Regions from separate parts of the Homo sapiens genome. Here regions 2 and 3 are each linked to region 1. Evidence: chromatin contacts called from ENCODE Hi-C data. All regions are on one chromosome and are shown on one strand. Each heading gives the region's core, a stretch centred on a gene start or an enhancer-like site at or near the end of the contact. The rest is flanking DNA. Distances are from core to core; before and after follow the strand shown.

Evidence for each region. Hi-C counts contacts between places; a loop is a spot of excess contacts on that map. Pooled maps may share reads with other maps.
Region 2: a loop to region 1 is called in a pooled map, with 5 times the contacts of the local background. The contact joins the promoter of RHOC here to the promoter of RNPC3 in region 1. A Hi-C loop is called at or near these places in 2 of 50 pooled maps.
Region 3: a loop to region 1 is called in a pooled map, with 6 times the contacts of the local background. The contact joins the promoter of CNN3 here to the promoter of RNPC3 in region 1. A Hi-C loop is called at or near these places in 4 of 50 pooled maps.

The regions. Positions count from the first base shown.
Region 1 is chr1:103,524,209-103,527,054 of GRCh38, forward strand. RNPC3 (RNA binding region (RNP1, RRM) containing 3) reads left to right here and starts at 1,491. Exons shown (of 15, transcript NM_017619.4): 1 at 1,491-2,054. The coding sequence starts at 1,863. RNPC3-DT (RNPC3 divergent transcript) reads right to left here and starts at 1,300. Exons shown (of 4, transcript NR_168321.1): 1 at 1,188-1,300. RefSeq lists a silencer at 1,283-1,382 and an enhancer at 1,703-1,942.
Region 2 is chr1:112,705,642-112,708,487 of GRCh38, forward strand. It overlaps RHOC (ras homolog family member C), which reads right to left and starts at 1,486. Exons shown (of 6, transcript NM_175744.5): 1 at 1,437-1,486. RefSeq lists a silencer at 1,206-1,925.
Region 3 is chr1:94,925,755-94,928,600 of GRCh38, forward strand. CNN3 (calponin 3) reads right to left here and starts at 1,356. Exons shown (of 7, transcript NM_001839.5): 1 at 1,084-1,356. The coding sequence starts at 1,140. CNN3-DT (CNN3 divergent transcript) reads left to right here and starts at 606. Exons shown (of 3, transcript NR_168377.1): 1 at 606-986. RefSeq lists silencers at 464-893, 994-1,873.

The DNA of each region.
Region 1 (2,846 bases), core at 241-2,740:
CAATGTCCCACTACAGTTTCTAACCTAGCTATACTTGGTCAATCTTCTCACATTCAGTAAATGGCATCATCATCTACAGATGGATAATATCTAGCTTAAGCCAAAAATCCAGAATTTATCCTTGCTTACTATTCTTCATCTGCAAGTTCCTATCAACTACTTCTAAAACGTATCTCAATTCCAGTTCCTTCTCTACATGTCCACTTTCACCAAACTATTATGGTAGTGTTTTTCTCCAGACTTCTACAGTAGTCCAACTGGTCTTTCTGCTTCTGTTTTTTGCATTGCAACCGGAGAAATTTTCATACCTAAACTTTGATTCTCTCCCCTCAACACACACCTACTTAAAGAATTTGTCAGTTTCTAAATGTTCCTCAAATAAAAAGGGCTCCTAACAAATCTACAGCGTCTACGTGGTCTGGCTCTACCTATCTGATATTTTGGTGGGTGTGTGGGGAAGGTTCTTCTCATGTTTGTCTTCTAGTTTTCATTAATATCTGTCTCTCTCCTTTTCCCCAACCAATGCGGGATGACAGCAGATTGCTGGTATACTGCTTACTGCTGTATCTCTAACATTTATTTAAGTGGCAAAAAGAACTGTAAGAGGAACTCTGGTTCTCCAGACTGTAGCAGCTACATCTAGCATAAAACCTCTCTTTAGAATCCTCAAGGCCCTCTCTGTATGGGGTGAGGGGTACATTCCTGACCCTCCGGGGATGATCCCTGCCTCACTCCATTCAGAATCTAGGCAGAACAGTGGATTAGAATGTAGACCCCCAGTCAGAACACCAAGGGTCAAAACTTAGTTCTTCCACTTTCTAGCTGTGTGATTTAACCTCTTTGTACATCAGTGTCCTCAGCTGTAAAATAGGGAGAAAAGTACCTACACCTACACACACACACACATACACACACACACACACACACACCCCTACACACACACACATACACACACATGCAATAATTTATTTATTAGGTTACCTCTCCCTAGAGGCTGCCATTTCTGCGAAATGAACCCTGGCAGGGGCCTATCCGTCTGCTAAATGCCTACTGATTCAAGAAAAAAGTCTGAACTCTCAACGTTTTGCCCCTTAAACTGAGTTCTCCTCCCTACAATGGTGTCTAATGAGTTGACAGAATAACTGGCTAGCTTTATATTTTACCATCTAAATACTGTAAGAACATACCCGGTATTTCCACACCCAAGTTCTCCTCCTTGCTATTCAGGCCAATTCACTTTCCCAAGGCCAGGGATTAAGAGCCGCACGGTCAGCTCCAGATAGCGCTCGCCGCCGTGCGCCCCGCCCCGCCGTGCGCCCCGCCCCGCCGTGCGCCCCGCCCCGCCGTGCGCCCCGCCCCGCCGTGCGCCCCGCCCCGCCGTGCGCCCCGCCCCGCCGTGCGCCCCGCCCCGCCGTGCGCCCCGCCCCGCCGTGCGCCCCGCCCCGCCGTGCGCCCCGCCCCGCCCTGTGACGGTCCCAGCCCGCACATGCGCAGTCGTGAGTCCTCTTGTCCTTGAGCGTCAACCTTCTTTCCCTGAAGTGGCTGGGGTTCCTGTTTCCTTCTTTGATTGACAACTTGTGTTAACCCTCGCACATCTCTGGGCCAATTTTTGCTTGTAAGTCTTTCCGGAGACCCCTGGAATTTAAATCATTAGCACCGCGCCCTTCCCCGAAGAGTCTTCGAAGGGTTGCCGCTTTTCGGTGGCGCAGTTCTCGCGAGAAGGTGACTTTCTTTCTCGGTATTTCCTGGTTTCCAGAATCCTTAGCGCGAGGCGGAAAAAATATTTCTCCCAGCTTGTGTTGATGCCGCGATTTTGACTGAGACTTCTTCCCACGATTTCTGTTTTTGCTTCTCCAAGGAAAATGGCAGCTCCCGAGCAGCCGCTTGCGATATCAAGGGGATGCACGAGCTCCTCCTCGCTTTCCCCGCCTCGGGGCGACCGAACCCTTCTGGTCAGGCACCTGCCGGCTGAGCTTACTGCTGAGGAGAAAGAGGACTTGCTGAAGTACTTCGGGGCTCAGTCTGTGCGGGTCCTGTCAGATAAGGGGCGACTGGTAAGGGCGCGCCCCTCCGGAGTCTCCCGGGAAGGCATTTGGGAAGTGACCGGGGAGGGGGAGCGCTGACAAGAGTAAAATGGAAACGAGTGGGGAAGATGGACTTGTGTGATGAGAGCTCCCCCATCCTACCTCTTTTTTATCAAAATATCTGCTCTGCGAAGTGGAGTTTTAATCGGCTCGAGTCTGGATTAGTCATAGCACTGCAGAAAAGGGCAAGTGAGAACGACAAAGCAGAAGAATGGAAATTAGCTTAGTTATATTGAGTTTTCGGATCCATCCTGAGAGCCTCACAACTTTTTTGAATTTGGGGTTATTTCTCCTGGACTCAAGAGTATTCTTACAAATGTGCATCAAGGGATTTTTTAAAGTCCTACTTCATTTATAAGCCAATGTTAAATCGTTCATTAAAATAGAGGAGAAGCTACATTGGTGACTTGCGTAAATTAAATGCAGAATTTCAACTAGAAAAAGAGGCTTTTCATAAAAATTTCCCGATGACATCTTTTAGGGAACAATTTTTTAGGGCTGTTAAGAGTACCTGTGTAGGAATTTACACAATTACTTTGTTTTGCTTTATATCCAAAGATATTTTAGATTTCTCTTCATTAAAATAGGAATAGCGATGGTGCAAGACTCAGTGGTTTTAAAGTTTCCCTAGGTGATTTTAATGTTAATGTGCAGCCCAAGTTGAGAGTTACTGAATTAGAAGAAAGACCAATTTTGATCAGTTTAAATGTCACTTATGCCTGCAAATTAAAAAAAAAAAATTATATATGGCTCAATTTAAGT
Region 2 (2,846 bases), core at 236-2,735, 9.2 Mb after region 1:
TCCAAAAAGAGGGTTCCTTGGGAATTCTATCCCGGTGACTGACGCTGGGATTTCTTCCAACTCCTCCACCCACTCCATTAGTTCACCTTGCCCTGTTTTGTAAAGATGGGCTGGGGTAGCCCCAACCTGGGGTGGGCAGTGTTGATGGAGGGCAATCACTACTGGGGTGAAAGCCAGTCACTTAGGCATGAGTATGCCACTGCTGTCCCCCCAGCAGGGTAATTCAGACGGCACCAGAGTGGTGGGAGGCAGAGGACAGAAACCCGGGGTTGAGGCATGCGTTAAGGGACCTGGAGCCTCCAGCCCAATTAGAAGACTTTCCCTCCAGGCTATGATTGGGCCAGAACAGCAGGCAGCCCAGGCCAGGACACTAGGCCCAAGGCCAAGATGGCATGGACAACTCCCTGTGAGAGGCAGCCCCAGAGGGACTGTCCCACTGACCCCTTAAGAGGGGCAACTGAGCCCCACACAGGGCCTGGAATGGAGCCTGGAACTTCTGGGGCCTTCCCCAAGACAAGACAGTGTGGCTACATCAGACCTCTCTCCAATCGCTCTCTTGAATTCCCAGATGATCCAGAGCGGCCGGTTGACTTTGCCGGCCCACCCTACACCTAGGGAAGGAATCCGTTCTGGAGATACCAAGAGATACTGCATTCTCAACTTTAAAACCAGAGTGAGGGCGGGACTCGGCCTCGGGATCCCAGTCCCAAACCCCAGGATACTCTTTCTTGGTTCGAGTATGAAGAAGGAGGATTCTCAATCTCATTTTCTCTCTCTCTCTCTCTCTCTACACACACACACACACACACACACACACACACACCACACACACACACACACACACACACACACACACACACACACACACACACACACACACACACACACACACACACAGAGTTGGATCCTTCCCCATCTCCCTTATCCTCAACACAAGCGGGCTCCAGGAACCGTCCAGGGCGGCGTCCAGACCCTGCCGAGCAGTGGCAGGCCCCAATGGTCACATCCCGCCCCTATTCCCGCCATACCTCCCTCCTGGCCTGGAGGAATTCCCACCCCATCCCACTCTAGGTCCCCTGCGGCCGCCCACCCTGGGGGCTGGGGCGTCTGAGTTGAAGTTCCCTCGCCCCTCGCCCGGCGGGGCAGGTTCCGGGAAGCTGGGAGGAGAAGGGAAGGGGCTCCGACTCGGACCTCAGGAGGCCAGAGCCCCTGCCGGCAGGTCCGGGCCCCCTCGCTGCAGCCCGGGGAGGGGCCGACGCGGTCCGACCACCGCCCAGCCCGGATGCCGACTCCGCTTGGAGGGAACGGGGTCCACGCCCAGGCCGAAGCCCCTCCTCGCACGGGCCCCGATCTCCGGGCCAGCGAGGAAGGGAAAGTGCTCTCCTGGGGACGAGTTCCCAAGACGCCCCACCGCCCGCAGCCCCGGCCCAGGGTACCTTCCGCTCCGCCGCCTCCAGCTGCGCGGCCGGTGCCGGAGGCTCAGACTGACCCCAGGGCCCCGCCCCGCCCTCCTCCAGCGCCGCGGCGGGGAGGGCGGGCCCGGCAGGGGGAGGGTCGGCCGGGGGCGGCCCTTGGCTCGGCCCGCCCCGGCCCCGCGCAGGGCCGCAGCCACCGGCCCCCTCCGCAGGCCGGGGACTGGGGGCCAGGGGCGTCCACCCCTCCAGGTCGGGGAGAGCCACGGGGAGATTCCTGGACTGCGGAGGAGCCGGGCGAGCGGGGGGAGCACGACCCGGGTGGACTCAGACTCTGCCCAGCCTTCAATCCCCTAGGGGAGGACCGGCGTCGGGAAAGTTAAGAGGTGCTCGGGGTGGGGTCAGGAAGGGCCGCTGCTGCCCTCCTGTGGCCAAGCGGCCACCCGCTCCTGCTGCACCTGGGACCTCGCGGGAAGCGGGACTGGGAAAGGGTATCCGCCGGGAGGTCCCAGGGCCCGGCGCGGGTGTGTTGGTTGGGGGGAGATGTCCACCCTCTTGTTCCTAGGATCGTACAGCCCAACGTCATCCCCCAAACTTGAAGACCTCTCAGAGCCGTTCAGACCCAGACCACCGTTCCTCCTCACAATTCGCTTTCTTCCCTGGGCCTGGAATTTCCAGGAGTCCAATTCCTACCTACTCCTCAAAGGGTGCGCCTAGAAATGCTTCTGGATCCCAGCTGTGAATTCTGTTCCCACTCCTAGGTCTGACTTGGCGCATAGGATATTTACCTACACGCGTATCTCCTTTCCCTGTAAGGGAGCTGAGGAGGTGGGAGTAGAATGAGGACGTCCACCAACATTTCATTGGCTTGTGCTTGGGACACTACACAGCTTAACCCTTTCAATATTCATCACAGATCTCTGGGGAAAATATACCCATCCCCTTTTGCCCATAGAGAAGCTGAGGTTCAGAGAAATCAAGTGGCTTACACAACTGTTTTTGACTTGTGACAGCAAGAATTCACACAGCCGGGCCTGTCTGGCTCCAAACTGGTGGTCTGGCCCTGCTACCTCACGGGCTCCTCCAGCCTGTCCCTTCCCCCGTTGTCTAGCAGAGTGAGTGGCACATAATAGGTTGTCAACAAATATTTGATGAATGAATGAATGTTAGGAGTCATACAGACTTTAAATATCTGAAGTGCAATCCAGACATTTGACAAATGTGAAAACAGGTCCGCAGCAGTTTGGCCCCAGGCCTCTTAACTGACTCAATGAACATTTCTCGAGGGTGAACTGAGAGCTATGTTCGGAAGATCCATTTCTGCCTTCAAACAACTTAGAGTCTAAATGAGGAATGCAATTTCAAGATAGCTAACATTTATTGAATCCATATTACATGGACCTGGGTCCACATACATTAACTACAAGAATCCCA
Region 3 (2,846 bases), core at 106-2,605, 8.6 Mb before region 1:
TCCCGGGAGGTTAATGGGAATTAAACCACAGGCAGCCCTCCTTTGTGGCGCTTTGGCCAGAACAGCAGAAAGGAGACAATGAGCGTTCTGTGCACAGTTCCGCGCCGATTGGCTGGTCTCTCCCCCCAGAAACCCCTGATGTCATGGGCTTGGAATGCAGGGAGGGAGGAAGGAAGGAGAGGATTTGGGGAGGGGGACGCCTCTCATCTCTTTCCCAGGCCAAAAGTCCTAAAGATAAACCTAACGCATTCTTGGGCTCAGTGGCAAAGCTGAGCGTCACCAAATCCCAATCGCTCCAAACTATAAGCCGCCTCAGCAAACAAGCCCCAAACAAAAGCAACCCACAAAAATAATCCTTTATGTCGTGAAAGTCTAATGTACTTCAAACTTCTCAGTGTTTCATAAAAAGTCTCAAGCCTAAGCAGATATCACTCGCACAGTGGCGCGCTCAGGCTTTGTCTCCATTTCCCGCAAAAGCAACAGCAGAAGCAGCAGCAGCAATCTGCCTCCAAATGCCTCCCAGGCACCGAGATCGGAGACTGTGATGGGTCCCGGACCGGCTTCCGTTCCTCGGGGCCCCTGGGGTCGGCGGGACATTAGGCGGTCTCTCTCCCCGTGGGGAGGCGCGGAGTCCGCCAGCACCCGGGGCCCGGGCAGATGGCGGGGGCTGCGGCAGCGGCTCGCCGGGTCCCTGGCCGCGCAGACGGGCTCCGCCTAAGGGCGAGTGGCCACGCAGGAGCGCCCCCTTCCCGGAGGGCGCGTTCTGCAGTCACCAAACGGCCCCCGAGACCCCCGCAGCCGGAAAGGCTGGCGCCGCGGGACTCCAGGCGCCCGGGAACCCACCGCCAGCCACTAGTCCTGTCCCACGGCGCGGGAACAAAGCCAGGCGGGTGCCCGGGAGCCGGCCCCGCAAGCCCGGGGACTGGACGCGACCGGGACAGGCAGAGACGCTCGCGCCGCCTCGACGGCCCCTCTCCAGGAAAACGGTGAGCCACAGCGCGAAGAGCAAACGAAGCACGGCCCAGCGCCAGGCCAGCCCAAGGGTGCCCCGGGGGCCCCCGCGCCCGCCCGAGCCAGGCGTACCTTGTTCTTGACTTCGGCCGAGAGCCCATAGGAAGGGCCCTTGTTGAAGTGGGTCATGGTGGTTCGGGCGGCGGGAAGAGACAGCGCTGGGGTCCGGGGTCTCTCGCACTTCGCTTCCCCGCTCCTGGCCCCGAGGAGTGGCCGCCGCGGGGGATGCTCGAACTCCCTCCTCTGGGAGGCGCAGGAGACGGCCGCGGGGCGCGGGCGGTGCCTGGGCGACTGGGTCCAACTGGGTGCTACAGAGCCTCGAGCTCCGCTGCGAAGCACCCGGCTGCCTCGCTCGCCGCCCGCACCTCGGTTCCCCACAGGCCGCCCCCGCCTCCGCCTGGGCCTTCGAGGATTGGCCGCCGGGCCCGACCAATGGAGGGCCGCCTCCTCCCGCCTCTGCGCCGAGGGGCGGTGCGGCCAATTGAAGGGCCGCGGGGGCCGCTTTCCCTCCCGCTCCCTCCCCGCGAGGTCCCCGGCCCCCGCCCCAGCCCTCACGCCACCGGGGCCGGCGGCTAGGCGGCCCCGCCCCCGGGCTAGGCAGGGCGCCTGGGGGCTTCCCAGCCACAGGCCATTCACGTCAACCTCCAGGCATCCTCCGCGGCGGGCCGGACCGGGCCGGCGGAGGGGAGCGGAAGCCCACCGGGGCTGGCCCGCCGCTGACCCGCCGCCTCCGTCTGCCTCCTCCCGGGCTCTGGGCCCAGCGCGCCCAGATGCCGGGCAGGACCCCTCCGCCCGCTGCTGGAACACCAATAGCAGCGTTGGAGCCTCTGGGCCGGAGGAACTGGGGCCTCCACCGACACCTGCTTCTTCCCTCACCTCGCAGCCTTCCACACCTGTTGATCTGACCTCTGCCCCGCTGCCGCCCAGGAGTAACCTAAGGCTTTTGGCCTGATTCGAGCTCACTCCGTCTAAACCTCTAAATGCGGTGCGAAAAAATCCTGGGGAATGTGCCATGCAAAGCCTGGGCATTTCAAGTGCTTTTCTGGATTCGCATCAACTCCTCTTTACAGGCATCTTTATCCGGAATTCAGCTCGTCCCAAACCCCACGTGGTGTAGCTCTGCTTGTGTTTTTGAATCCCGGGGCCTCTTTGAATCAGAAGCCCTTTGTATAGAGATAAGTATCCTTTAGGCCAGAATCAGCCTCCATTTTTTTCGCAGTCCCATTTCCTACCCGTAATACTTTCTTCTGATTTTAAAGCCATTTGATAGAGAAGGGACAGGGAACAGAACCTTCGCCCCCCGCCTGAGCAGCTGGTAGACTAGATATCTTCCAAACATTATCTCATTTACTTCCCTGGAGTTACAAATAGGTAGATTTCATGTCCGTTGAGGGGTGAGAAAGCTGAAACTTTGAGACTTAAGAATCCTGGCCGAGGTCAGCCTCCTCCGAAGCTTCATCTCTTGCCACCACTTTCTGGTGCACACCTAGGACAGATTTCAATCCCTGAGATCCCAGGATGAAACCTATGTTTGCCAAATACCAGCTACTGTGCCAGAAGAGATCATGGAACCAGGTGTGGAAAGCTGCTTGAGAAGAGGAGCCAAAACATCATAGTTGAACCGTCCTGGAATAGAAGTGAGTAAGGTGAACCAGGTGTGGTGGCTCATGCCTGTAATCCTAGCACTTTGGGAGACCGAGGTGGGAGGATTGCTTGAGGCCTGGAGTTCAGGAACATCCTGGGCAACATAGCAAGATCCTGTCTCTACAAAAAATCCAAAGTTTTTTTAAATTAAAAAAAAAAAGTGAGTAAGGCAGCTTGAACCGGAAATGCAC